Regions from separate parts of the Homo sapiens genome. Here region 2 is linked to region 1. A link is a contact called in ENCODE Hi-C or POLR2A ChIA-PET data. All regions are on one chromosome and are shown on one strand. The core of a region is the stretch at or near the end of the contact, and the rest is flanking DNA. Distances in the headings are between cores, read along the strand shown. Region 1 holds the start of EID3 (EP300 interacting inhibitor of differentiation 3). Region 2 overlaps CHST11 (carbohydrate sulfotransferase 11).

Region 1 (5,637 bases), core at 130-2,629:
TTGGACAGGTGCAATTGTGGGTGTCTTTTTTTTTTTAAGGTGTACCTGTTGCAGGTTTGAAAAGCTGTTGATGCTCATGGGTTGTTTGTGTGCATGTTCTCTTTAAAAACCAGATGTATTCATTCCCTTTTTTTTTTTTTTTTTTTTTGAGACGGAGTCTCGCTCTATAGCCCAGGCTGGAGTGCAGTGGCCCGATCTCGGCTCACTGCAAACTCCGCCTCCTGGGTTCACGCCATTCTTCTGCCTCAGCCTACCGAGTAGCTGGGACTATAGGCGCCTGCCACCGCGCCCGGCTAATTTTTTGTAGTTTTAGTAGAGACGGGGTTTCACCGGGTTAGCCAAGATGGTCTCGATCTCCTGACCTCGTGATCCGCCCGCCTCGGCCTCCCAAAGTGCTGGGATTGCAGGCGTGAGCCACCGCGCCCGGCCATTCCCATTGTTATGTATACTTTGCTATTTGCTGCTGGTGAGACAGATAAGGAGTCACGTCTTTAACTGCACTTGAGTTTCCAGTGACCCCATTAAATCCAATGGGTAAATTTTCCCACGCAGATTACTCACCCAGTTTACAGATTAAGCTTTCATATCCTTAGACTGTATCTGAAATTTTCATAGCTTTGCCCACCTTTTAGGGTTCAGAGTTACTACCCATTCAGTGTCGGTGGCCTTTAGCTGTTGGCAAGCTTCCAAGTAAATAGCTCTTTTGCAGAGATCTCTACCCATTCTATTCTTCCACTCCTGGGTAGTGGAGAACCAAAGTTCACCTGAGTAATGCCCGTGCCCAGCACCCAGTTTCCTGCAGGGGTTAGCACGGATATTGGAGGCTCCCCCGATCCCACAGATACTCAGGATGGGTATTGGAGGGGGCTTGGTTTTTAAGAGGACATGTGAAAGTAATTAACCCGATTTACATTTGTATAATGAGTCCAAACACCACCTTGCAAAAGAACTGAGAGTTTAGCCTGCTTAATGGAGTTTCTGCTTTTCACGGTCCTTGGCCTTACCGACGGTTTACAGTCCAGCCAGATTTAGTTCACAAAAAACCAAAACCAGGTCGACCTCACTGCAGTATATGATGGCAGCGAGCGTTTTAAAGCGCAGGACCTTTAGTCTCCTCAATAGTTTTGTGTAAAGTTGTCCAAAAGTGTTTTTTTTTAAAGTGAGGTGATCCAGTCGGTAAACGCTTTGAAAAAGAATAGCTGTCCCCTGAGCGGGCATTAGTCGCGTGTGAGGTCAGGGCCCATCATTGCGCGTGTTGGGAGCGCCGCGCTGGTCTATGAGCGAGCGCCTCGGCTTGTGGCTGGGCCGGGCCGGGGCGGGGCTGTCTTCCCGCGGAGCGTGCTGGGGGCGGGTCGCGCCGGGCCGGGCCGCTAGTGCGCATGGGCGGGCGTCCTCGGCTCTAACTGCCGCCACTTTCCACACGCTGGGAGGGCCGTTACCTCAGAGATACCCGTGGCCGGCATGTTGGTTGAAAAAGCTTCCCGGAAGGGAGACGAAGAGAAAGGAGAGGAGCAGCTCGTGATCATCCCCGGTAGCGAGTACGCGGCGAAGTAGGCGGCGGCGGAGGGAGCGCTGATGAAGATGGATGTGTCAGTGAGGGCCGCGGGCTGCTCCGACGACCTCAGCTCTGGGGAGGCCGACGTAGACCCAAAGCTCCTGGAGCTCACCGCTGACGAGGAGAAGTGCCGCAGCATCCGCAGGCAGTACCGGCAGCTCATGTACTGCGTGCGGCAGAACCGGGAGGACATCGTGAGCTCGGCGAACAACTCCTTAACCGAGGCTCTGGAGGAAGCCAACGTCCTCTTTGATGGCGTGAGCCGAACCAGAGAAGCAGCCCTCGACGCCCGGTTTCTTGTTATGGCTTCTGATTTGGGTAAAGAAAAGGCAAAGCAGTTAAACTCAGATATGAACTTCTTTAATCAGTTAGCATTTTGTGACTTTCTGTTTCTGTTCGTGGGTCTGAATTGGATGGAAGGCGATCCTGACAAGTTGAGTGATTGTGATGATAGCATAGCTCTTTCCTTCTGGAAGGCAATAGAAAAGGAAGCAACATCCTGGATGGTAAAAGCTGAGACATTCCATTTTGTTTTTGGTTCATTCAAGCTAGAACGTTCTGCACCAAAGCCCCGACTTGAACACCAGAAAAAAGTTCGCAAGATGGAAGAAAATGGCAACATGCCTACAAAGTTGCAGAAGTTGGACCTGAGTAGTTATCCAGAAGCGACAGAAAAAAACGTAGAAAGGATTTTGGGATTGTTGCAAACCTACTTTCGAAAGTATCCTGATACTCCTGTGTCCTATTTTGAGTTTGTGATTGATCCAAACTCTTTTTCTCGTACTGTGGAGAATATATTTTATGTTTCTTTTATTGTAAGAGATGGTTTTGCAAGAATAAGGCTTGATGAAGACAGGCTGCCAATATTAGAGCCGATGAATGTTAACCAAATGGGTGAGGGAAATGATTCCAGTTGCCATGGCAGGAAACAGGGAGTTATATCTTTGACTTTACAGGAGTGGAAAAACATTGTGGCAGCTTTTGAAATTTCTGAGGCTATGATTACATACTCCTCATACTAAAGATTTCTTAGTATAGCATCCTTTTTGTGTTTTTTTTCTGAAGTTAGATGGAGAGTAAAATGTAAACTGAAGCACATATTGTATCTCTTGTAAAGTGAAAAAGTATTTTCAAGAACATCAGACATTGTTTTACTGTGCAGCATATTTTTCTTAGTAATTTATAAGGTCATGATCTTCTGTTATTAAAACAAATTCACTGGCATATTTATGGGAACGTTTTATTGAATGCCCTTTAAGACTATTAATAAAAACAAGTTTTGGATACCAAATTAAGGGATATTTGATAATTTGCAAAACATAATAATTTACGAAAATCAGTGATGATGCTCTGTGATGCGTTGCTTTCTCTGTCATAGGGAACCAAGAGAATCCCAGAAAGGGTTCCTAACCAGGTTGGGCAAAGAGTGGGTAAAAAACAAAAGTTAAAAAAAAAAACCTGTCTGTAAGGCAGTGAATATGCAACATTAAGACTAAAAAAGTCATTGCAAGGAAGACTTAGGATTTATGAGTGAGTATCCATATTCTAAACAATTTCTGTTATTGTACTCAGCAAAAGTAGTGTCTCTGCTGTAGTAGTTGAGGTATCAGCTAAGGGTGAAAGGTGAGTAGAAACACGAAGAAGGAAAAGGCATTCTAGGCAAGAGAATAGCAAGGTCAAATGCATGGAATTGTTAGAAGTTAGGCACGAGAGGACCATTAGATTTATGGAAAAACTATTATATTTGATAAGCTGGGCAACAATTGAATAACTTCATCTATTAATATCCTGAGAAGATGTTTTTGTCAAACTATTATACATTGAACACAAGATCTTGCTATCCAGTTGTAGTTTTTATCTACTGAATTTCTTCTCTGGCCCCTAGTGTCCCTTTGTGGTCTTTGCTAGTACATAGAATGTCCTTCACAATCTACGCTTTTTCATCATGTAACAACTTTGAATATTTGTCCCACTTTAATTTTGCATTTCTATCTTTTTTTTTCCCCCTCGAGACAGAGTATCACTCTTGCCCAGGCTGGGGTGCAGTGGTGCAATCTCGGCCCACTGCAACCTCTGCCTGCGGGGTTCAGGCGATTCTTGTGCCTCAGCCTCCCAAGTAGCCGGGATTACAGGTGTGTGCCATCACACCCAGCAAATACTTGTATTTTTAGTAGGAACAGAGTTTCGCCATGGTAGCCAGGCTGGTCTCGAACACCTGGCCCCAAGTGATCCACCCGCCTCGGCCTCCGGAAATGCTGGGATTACAAGTGTGAGCCAAATTTTGCATTTCTTAATAGGGCTTTAAATGCCAGGAAACTGACCTTGCTGAAACTAAAACATGTTAGTTTATCTGGATGTTCTTCACTTAGTGTAAAGCCATAAAGGCTTTTTTCTTTCCGTTGCATAAATTACAACCTTATTTGGAGATTATTGCCAAAAGTTTGGGTCATTAAGAAAGTAACTTGAGAAGGTGCAGTAAGCATACCCATAAGCTTTCTTCCCCTTGATCCCTATAGGAGCTTAATTTTTGGTAGTCGTGGAATTTTGCCATTAAACAATACTTTGGCAAATGTTTAGGTATCTGTTATGCATAGCAGTGGCAAACTTTCCTAGTAAGTCTAGTGGTACAGGAAAGGGAAATCCAAAGACTCAACAAATGACACCAAGACTGAGAGGAAGGATTTTTCATGTATGGAGATGAGGTTCTTCACCAATAATAGAGTAGAGGTTTTAGCAAAAATAGAACTTTCTCATGAAACTTGGCAAATTATTTTCTAAATTAGTTACTCCTTTCACATATGAAAGAGCGCTGACCCTTGCTAGTGTCTAGTATCCTTTGATTTATAGTAGCAGTCATGGAAGCACCATTTGATCTCACTCATCCTCATTTCCAGCATGTCTCTACCAACCAAGTTCCTTGGGTTTTGCAGAGATCTGCTGTTGGAAGAAAAAGTACTCTTAATGACAGCAAAAAGATCCCGCCCCAGTACTTTACTGACATTCAGTTGCTCTGTTGAATGTCTCATGTCTTTACTAGGAGTATTTGACAGTGATGATTTAAAAGCATTAATAGAGAATCTGGAGGCTTAGGAGAGGTAATTTTTTTGGTCTTCTCTAAAGTTAATAGCTGTTAAAATATAAAGTTGACCACTTCTGTTTCTATTTTTACTGGTTGGCATGACACCAACCAGTAAAATGATGAGGATGATGGATTGCCTCATCATTTTTGAAATTTTGAAATTAAACTGACTGCTTACCTTGAAGAAAAAAGGAGATTAAAAATTTATAGAGGTTAAGAATCAAACTGCAAATCTGCTTGTTTCTTGCTAATACGTTTGTATACTGAATAGAAATAACATTATGCTAGTCTGTCTATATACTGGATCAAGATTTGTTAGGAAGAGGGCATTTCAAAATAGTGGAGATTGACGCAGGGAAGCTCAGCGGAGGACACCAGTGTAAATACATTCCAGCACTTCTTGACTTAGTTCCAGGCAATTTCCCTTCTTCAGGAGATGGAGAATTAGTAACTTAAAGGGATTAATTCCTACCAGCCACTATGCTAACATGCATTATCTTTCTTAAACTCAGCCATTTGATGAGGTCAGGAACCTGTTAGCTTCGTTAAGGATTAGGTGATTGGTCGAAGTCACCTGGCCTTGTGAGTGGTAGAGCAAGTATTTTAACGCAGGTTATTTCTGCATCAGAGCCATCTATAATGGTAGGGGAAATAAAAGTACAAATCTGGCAAAGGATAGAAACTATGTTTAGGGGAAAAGTCAGGATTGCTTATTCCAATTTTAAAAGACTGCCACAGTTGAATTGCTTTCTGTTTTGTGCCCTTTTTGGGGGAGCCTGGAGCAGTGTTTTACTAGGAGTGGGTCTGGGGAAAGGGATTACTATGACAGGCAGGTGGATGAAAAGGAAGGCTATCTAATGTGTAAGCCTTGCCAACAAGTGACAGTTGCCTGCAGGTCATCTCATATTCTATAGCATTGGTTCTCAAAGTGTATGAGGCCCTTTTGGCATACTTTAAGGTCAGAATTATTTTCATAATAGTAAGATGCTGTTTGCCCTTTTCT
Region 2 (5,894 bases), core at 2,271-4,770, 280 kb after region 1:
AGATTTCTGGGCCTCGAGATAGGCCTATTGAATCCGGATCTGGATTTTGGGGGCCTAGGAATCTGCATTGACACCACTCCAGGCTGCGCTGAGGGACATTCACGTTCCTCCAACATTCATGTTGCCATTAAGGGATGGAGGAGGAACTGGGGACAGGGATGAGGCCATGTCGGGTGGGGACAGTGCTCTGAGGAAGACATTCAGGGTGGTGGCATTGCAGGGGTGAGGGTGCCAGGAACATTCATATTGGAGAATCCCTGGACCTCGGTACTAAGACTCCAGAGGGGTGGAAATGACTGTGGGTTCAGTCTAAGGCTCCAGGTGGGGTGCTTCAACAAAAGACCATGGTCACTCAGGGCCAGGGCAAAGGTTATTATCAGCAGCCCCAGACACTTTGGGGACGTGCTGGAAATATCTGCCTGACAGAGTGTTTCTGTTTTGCACCGGTATGATTCGTGTATCTGAGGGCTGCAGCCCTTCATTTTTTTTTTTTTTTTTTTTTTTTTTTTGGTATTTAAGAAAATGGTAAAATACACATAACATAAAATTTACCATTTTAACCATTTTTAGTGTACAGTTCAGTGGCATGAAGTACATTCACGTTGTGTTCATGCAGCCCAAACTTGAGAGCTCTTTTTGGAACACTCCAGGAAAGAAGGGCTGTGTACACACTAGGTGCTTAATAAGTGCTTTCAGATGACAGTGGGGTGGTGGGATTATCGGGGTGGTAGGCTACATTATCATGGATTAAGTAAGCATTCCCACTCTGTACTTTCTTAGGCAACTTAACTTCAGTCTGTAATGCTGAGGCAGACACTAGTGAGCTACGTTTAACACTTCATTTCTATTTCTGGGTGAAGCAGGATGATGAGTTCATTGTCTGGTCAATGCCAAGGGCAACTTCCCCTGCTTTCCTAGGCTCCCATGGCAGAATAGAGGATATCTGTGAAAAATCCAAATTTTCCTCCTATGTGTGTGTCGGGTAAGGGCAGCCCACAGTTATGACTGGGGCTCCAGTTTCAAATGCCGCTGACTCAAGACCGATCTGGTTGAGAACCAAACAAATGGGCCTTTTTATACTGAAGAGGAGATTTTTCTTACCACGTGTCAACAAAAGATCTGTAGACAATCTTGTTATACATTTCACACTGCTGACTTCATAAGTACAACAGCACTCACGACCCCTTTACATTTTTTGGTGTATTTGGGTTTATTTCTGTGGTTACCATGCACTGAGGGAAGTCCACAAAAGCCAGCCTGTTCAGGGCTGGAGCACGGTGCCAGTGGAATTTTGGTGAACTTCACAGCGGTAGAAGGGAGTGGACTGGGAGGTGCAGAAGTAGTGAATTTTGCAGCCGGAAGGAATCTTATATAGACTAAATCCCCCCTTATTTATAGATGAGGATATCAAGACCCAGCAACAGGGGGTGGTTCTGACCTGAGGTCACATCGCTGGTTAGGATCTCAGCCCATCACTGACTTCCTGGTCTCCAGACCCATTGACTTGCCACTGCTCGGATCTTCCCAGTCGTTGAACCCCGAGTTCCGTTGAACTAGATGCCTTGTAATATAATACACCTAACGATAAGTTTTCCTGAATTGAATATTCTTCCGAAAATCATTTATAGATTTGGTGACTTCTCCATTTTTCTTTTCCTGCATTTGGGTAGAATCAATCTTTGGCTCTGAGCAGATCTTTCTGTTTGAGTGTCTTTCCTAAGATCTTTATCTTTCTGGTTGCATTTTCAGAACCCCCTGCCTCTATTGTGATGAGAGCGCTGGGTCCGTTGGCTGTCTCTCTGGGATGACAGCACGAGTTGAAAAGTGGAGAATTGAGTCATCGGCTTTCTGGCGTGGTTTATTCTGTCCCAGAATCCCTAAGTCCTGTCTGATACTATTTAGTCACTGTCCTTGCAGTGTGAAAAGTGATTCACATGTAAGCCATGGAAAGCGCTCAGCAAGCTCTCTGAGACAGGAATTCTTGAGGAGGCAAAAGCCAACAGTGTTAATTGGAGATAGAGAGATAGGAATTCTTGAGGAGGCTGTGAAAAGCCAACAGTGTTAATTGGAGATAGACTGCCATGTGAGAGCCAAACCCCTCATGTTCTCAGGTAAAAGCTAGGAAAATGTTAGGCTCTTGTGACATGCAGTTGTCTCAGCTTCAAAGCTGGATTAATTAACTCACGTAATGCAAAATGTTTGTTGAGGGCCTATTTTGGGCCTGGTCCTACTCAAAGTAGCAACAAAAAGCAACTTGATGCTGTCTTTGACCAGAAGAAGCCATGAGAAGGTGCCCAGGTACTTATCAAAGGGCTTGGTTACATGCCCCTGTTTCCTTGTTACCCTTAAGCAATGAGAGAGAGATGCTTGAAGAAGAGCAGAAGCTCTGCTTGCTCTTTAAGCTTGGCGAGGGTTGGGTCTGTTTCCCCTCCTCCATTCCTGGGCTCCTAGTACCATGTGGTTGCTCAGTGAATATCTGCTCTTTCTTTTTAGCCTTCATGTGGGAGGCAGTTGTTGTGTAGAGGGAATAAGACTAGACTTGGGTCCAATTTACCTGGGTTGAAGTCTTTGCCCCACCACTTTGCTCTTGTCCCTGGACAAGTCACTTGATGTTGCCCAGCCTCCATTTTTGTTGCATCAATAGAGTGGAGATGCCAGCGATTGATCTTGTGACCTTGGGGGCATCACTTAACCTCCCTGACCTTGGATTTCTCATCTTTAAAATGAGGGACACTGAAGATGAGTGTGGAGCACATGTCGGAACAGACAATGAAACAGGCATTCGTTATTATCATTCCCATGTCAGAAATGGGCTACTATCTTACTGTTTTATCTCAAATGTAATTTCAAGAGAATGATACATGGTAACGTGGGTAACTTTCATTTGTCAATGTGTGGATGCGCCGCCCCTCTCCCCGGGGTGTATTCCTCAGCAGCCCGGCAGGGGAGGGCACATCCACACATTGCCTGCTTTAAATCTGTTGCCCGCTCTAATTGTGTAGACCCACTACACCCAACCAGCTTGTATCCCACAGATGGAAGGTAATTTGAATAACTGTTTAAGCCAAAATGTAATTGGAGATAAAAGCTAAATGTCTAAGGTCTAGCAGTATCAAGATGACCAGAAGTGATGCATTGGATCCTCTGCTGCTTCTGAATCATCTGGGTTAATTACCGTACTCTCCACCAGCTTTGGTCATCAAGGAGCACACAGAATCATTGCTTATAATTGAAGACTGTGGACAATGATCACATAAGATCATCCCTAAGTTACCAGTCCCTTTTATTCTAATGGACATTTGAAGAAAAAGGCCTGAACTTTCAATAAAAGCGTCGTCTTTTTGCTTTCAAGGCCCTTCAGCTAGTTCATTAGGGGATTGAAGCCAGACATCATTTGTGACTTTCCCCCTACATTTGGGGAATGGGGGATAGAATATCTTTTGTGGTTTTTGTTTACAAGAAGGAAGATTTCAGGCTTGAGCTGGAGTACGAAAGGAAATTGAAACTAAAGATTGGGTTCTGGATTTGACTAAAGTTTCTAATATTGTTCAGCCACAATAAAGCCAAAAGCGTTCACTGTATGCTCTGGCTGATATAGTAAAGCATGGGCATTTAAGAAAAGGGTTAATTAGGTCAATTAGATTAGATGTTAGGCTGCCTGTTTCTAAATACCATGGGATGTAATTTATTTCAGTGGAGCTTTAAGCCCTCATGCATGGTAGACATGTCGATTATGGATAAATTAAAGGCAAAATAAATGAATATTCAGTATGTCAGACACAATCAGAGAATGGTAGAAAAATATGTAACTTAACTTTCAACCTCTATAACAGCTAGGATTGTGCCCCATGCAAAGCTTCCTGGAAGTTTGGGAGCCCAATTTTTTCTCTCTACTTGTTGTAATTTACTTCTAGGATATAGCTGGGCCAGGAGGATTTTGTCAAGAAATGGGTGCTCAGTCTTCTGAGGCTCCATACTTCAGTTGGAAGGAAGGGGAATTTTCATATTTCTTGTTTTCTTTTTTTGTAGAGACGGGGTTTCAAGTCCAGGCTGGTCTTGAACTCCTGGCCTCAAGCAATCCTCCTGCCTTGGCTTCCCAAAGTGCTGGGATTAAAAGCATGAGCCACTGCACCTAGCCTGGGTTTTCATATTTCTTATAATTGTCTCAGAACTTTCAGTTCCAATACACTCATCGTGAAAAGCAAGTGAAGCCTTGAATATTGATGTTTATTGAGATCAGGACAAAGTGAAAGGCAAAAATCTGAGTGCCTTTTCTGCCTTTTCTGGTGTTTTTCTGGCCCTCCTGTTCTGTCCTGATTTCTGTCCCTGAACTCCTGACCTTGGACATGCAGGAGCTACTTCTCCCATCAGCCTTTTCTGAGTAGAACCTCTGATAAATGGATGCTTCTTGCATCCTTATCCTTGAGGACTTTGGACTCTGATCCCAAGGGTGTTGGCCTTCATTAGCTTCAGGGTGTTGACTTGCATTAGCTTCTGCTGGGGGAACAACCTCAAGCTTGGCCAGGTGGCAGATATCTGGAAGTCTTCATGACATACTAATATTTGTTGAGATATTAGTACTATCTATGTTTATATATGTATATCTGTGTTTATGATTCAAGCACAGCTGTGTCAACTGTTTAACAAAGTTTTATGGGAGAAAGCTTGATAATTGAGGAAAATTTATCCCTATTTATTTATTTGAACCACAACTTCTTGTAGTTTTTCAGACTTTGAGAAAGCTGGTTATGATTTGATGTAGTGGCCAAACATTGTCGAGTGACTGGAAACCGTTGATTTAAAGGAACACTGCCTGGGATTTCTGGCCTCAGTGAGGGCTGAGGCAGTTATTTGGTGGGCAGGAGGGTGGGGAGGGTCTTTCTGGGTACTGCTGAAGACCCACTACCTCTGTCTAACCTGACAGAGACTTCCCCAGCTGTTCATGACATCCAGGGCAGTGACCTTGGCTGTGTGAGGAGTGGCTCGGGCACAGGTGGTCTCAAAGGGCCTGTTACCCTGGAGCTGCCTCCCTGCATCTTAGCAAGCCTCAGAAGGCACAGGGCATTTTGATGCTGTGGCACTTTGCCATTTGAATTTGAGGAGATTTGTCTTGGCTTGGAAAACAAAGCATTCAACTTGTAGCAAACTAAAAGAAAAAGGAAGAGAAGTTGAGAACAAACACTCCATCCAGGAGTTTGGGCTTTGAGATGGGGATGGGGATGGGACGGAGGGAGGTGGAAAGGAAGTAAGGGATGCACTACGTCATTATCGTCAGCATCATCATTCTATCCTTATTTCATCCAGTCTAAGAAGACTATGGTTGTAGGATGCATCCTTATTTGCGAGAAATTGAAATATGGAAATGTGCGCCTGAGAGTTGTGGCAGCCAATGCACTCAGTGCTTTCCGCTCATGTCCTCCTCTTAATAACTTTATCAGGCAGGTTCTCTCATTATTTCCATCTTATTGGTGAGCAAACTGAGATGCAGGGGGTTAAGAAGCTTGCAGAAGATCACTCTGCTGGCCAGTGGAGGGGCCAGGATTTGAGGCAGGAATTCTAACACCCTTAGAGCCTACCCTTGGCTACAGTGCTCTGCTCCTGAGCAATGAAATCAGCGTTGGGGTAGTCATGTGTGTGTGCGTGTGTTTGTGCTTGAAGACTTTGATGTCAGCATTTTGACCAGATGTGTCAGACAGATATGTTGCCCCTGCCCCATCACCTTTACTGAGTTACTTAAACCCCAGGCCCCTGTTTTCATGTTATTATCTTTACTAAGGGATGCAACTGGAGTTTAAGTTCTTTCTGTGCATTTCACGTCCCCTCTGCACGCCCTTCTCATGGGGCCAATCACTGTTGGGAACACTCAGAGATAATAAACATTTCCCTGCTGTATC

Evidence for each region. A loop is a pair of places that touch in the nucleus more often than their neighbours do. ChIA-PET counts read pairs that join two places held with the same protein, here RNA polymerase II (POLR2A). Pooled maps may share reads with other maps.
Region 2: a pooled map shows a loop between it and region 1 (2.4-fold over the local background). The contact joins the enhancer-like site here to the promoter of EID3 in region 1. A Hi-C loop is called at or near these places in 2 of 50 pooled maps. POLR2A ChIA-PET finds 5 or more read pairs at or near these places in 2 of 52 experiments (GM12878 and H1).

Annotation. Positions count from the first base shown.
Region 1 is chr12:104,302,360-104,307,996 of GRCh38, forward strand. It overlaps EID3 (EP300 interacting inhibitor of differentiation 3), which reads left to right and starts at 1,380. Exons shown (of 1, transcript NM_001008394.3): 1 at 1,380-2,846. The coding sequence starts at 1,576. The coding sequence ends at 2,577. The region is part of intron 4 of TXNRD1 (thioredoxin reductase 1); the gene reads left to right. RefSeq lists a silencer at 1,218-1,447 and enhancers at 1,308-2,180, 1,488-1,727, 1,758-1,817.
Region 2 is chr12:104,576,754-104,582,647 of GRCh38, forward strand. The region is part of intron 1 of CHST11 (carbohydrate sulfotransferase 11); the gene reads left to right. Among named protein-coding and RNA genes, the nearest start is that of MIR3922, 12 kb to the right of the region's middle. RefSeq lists an enhancer at 3,362-3,471. Within about 2 kb of position 3,521, at least 3 of the 41 ENCODE cell types and tissues checked have a DNase peak (open chromatin) inside an H3K27ac peak, as active enhancers do; they include GM12878, where a contact is called at or near this core.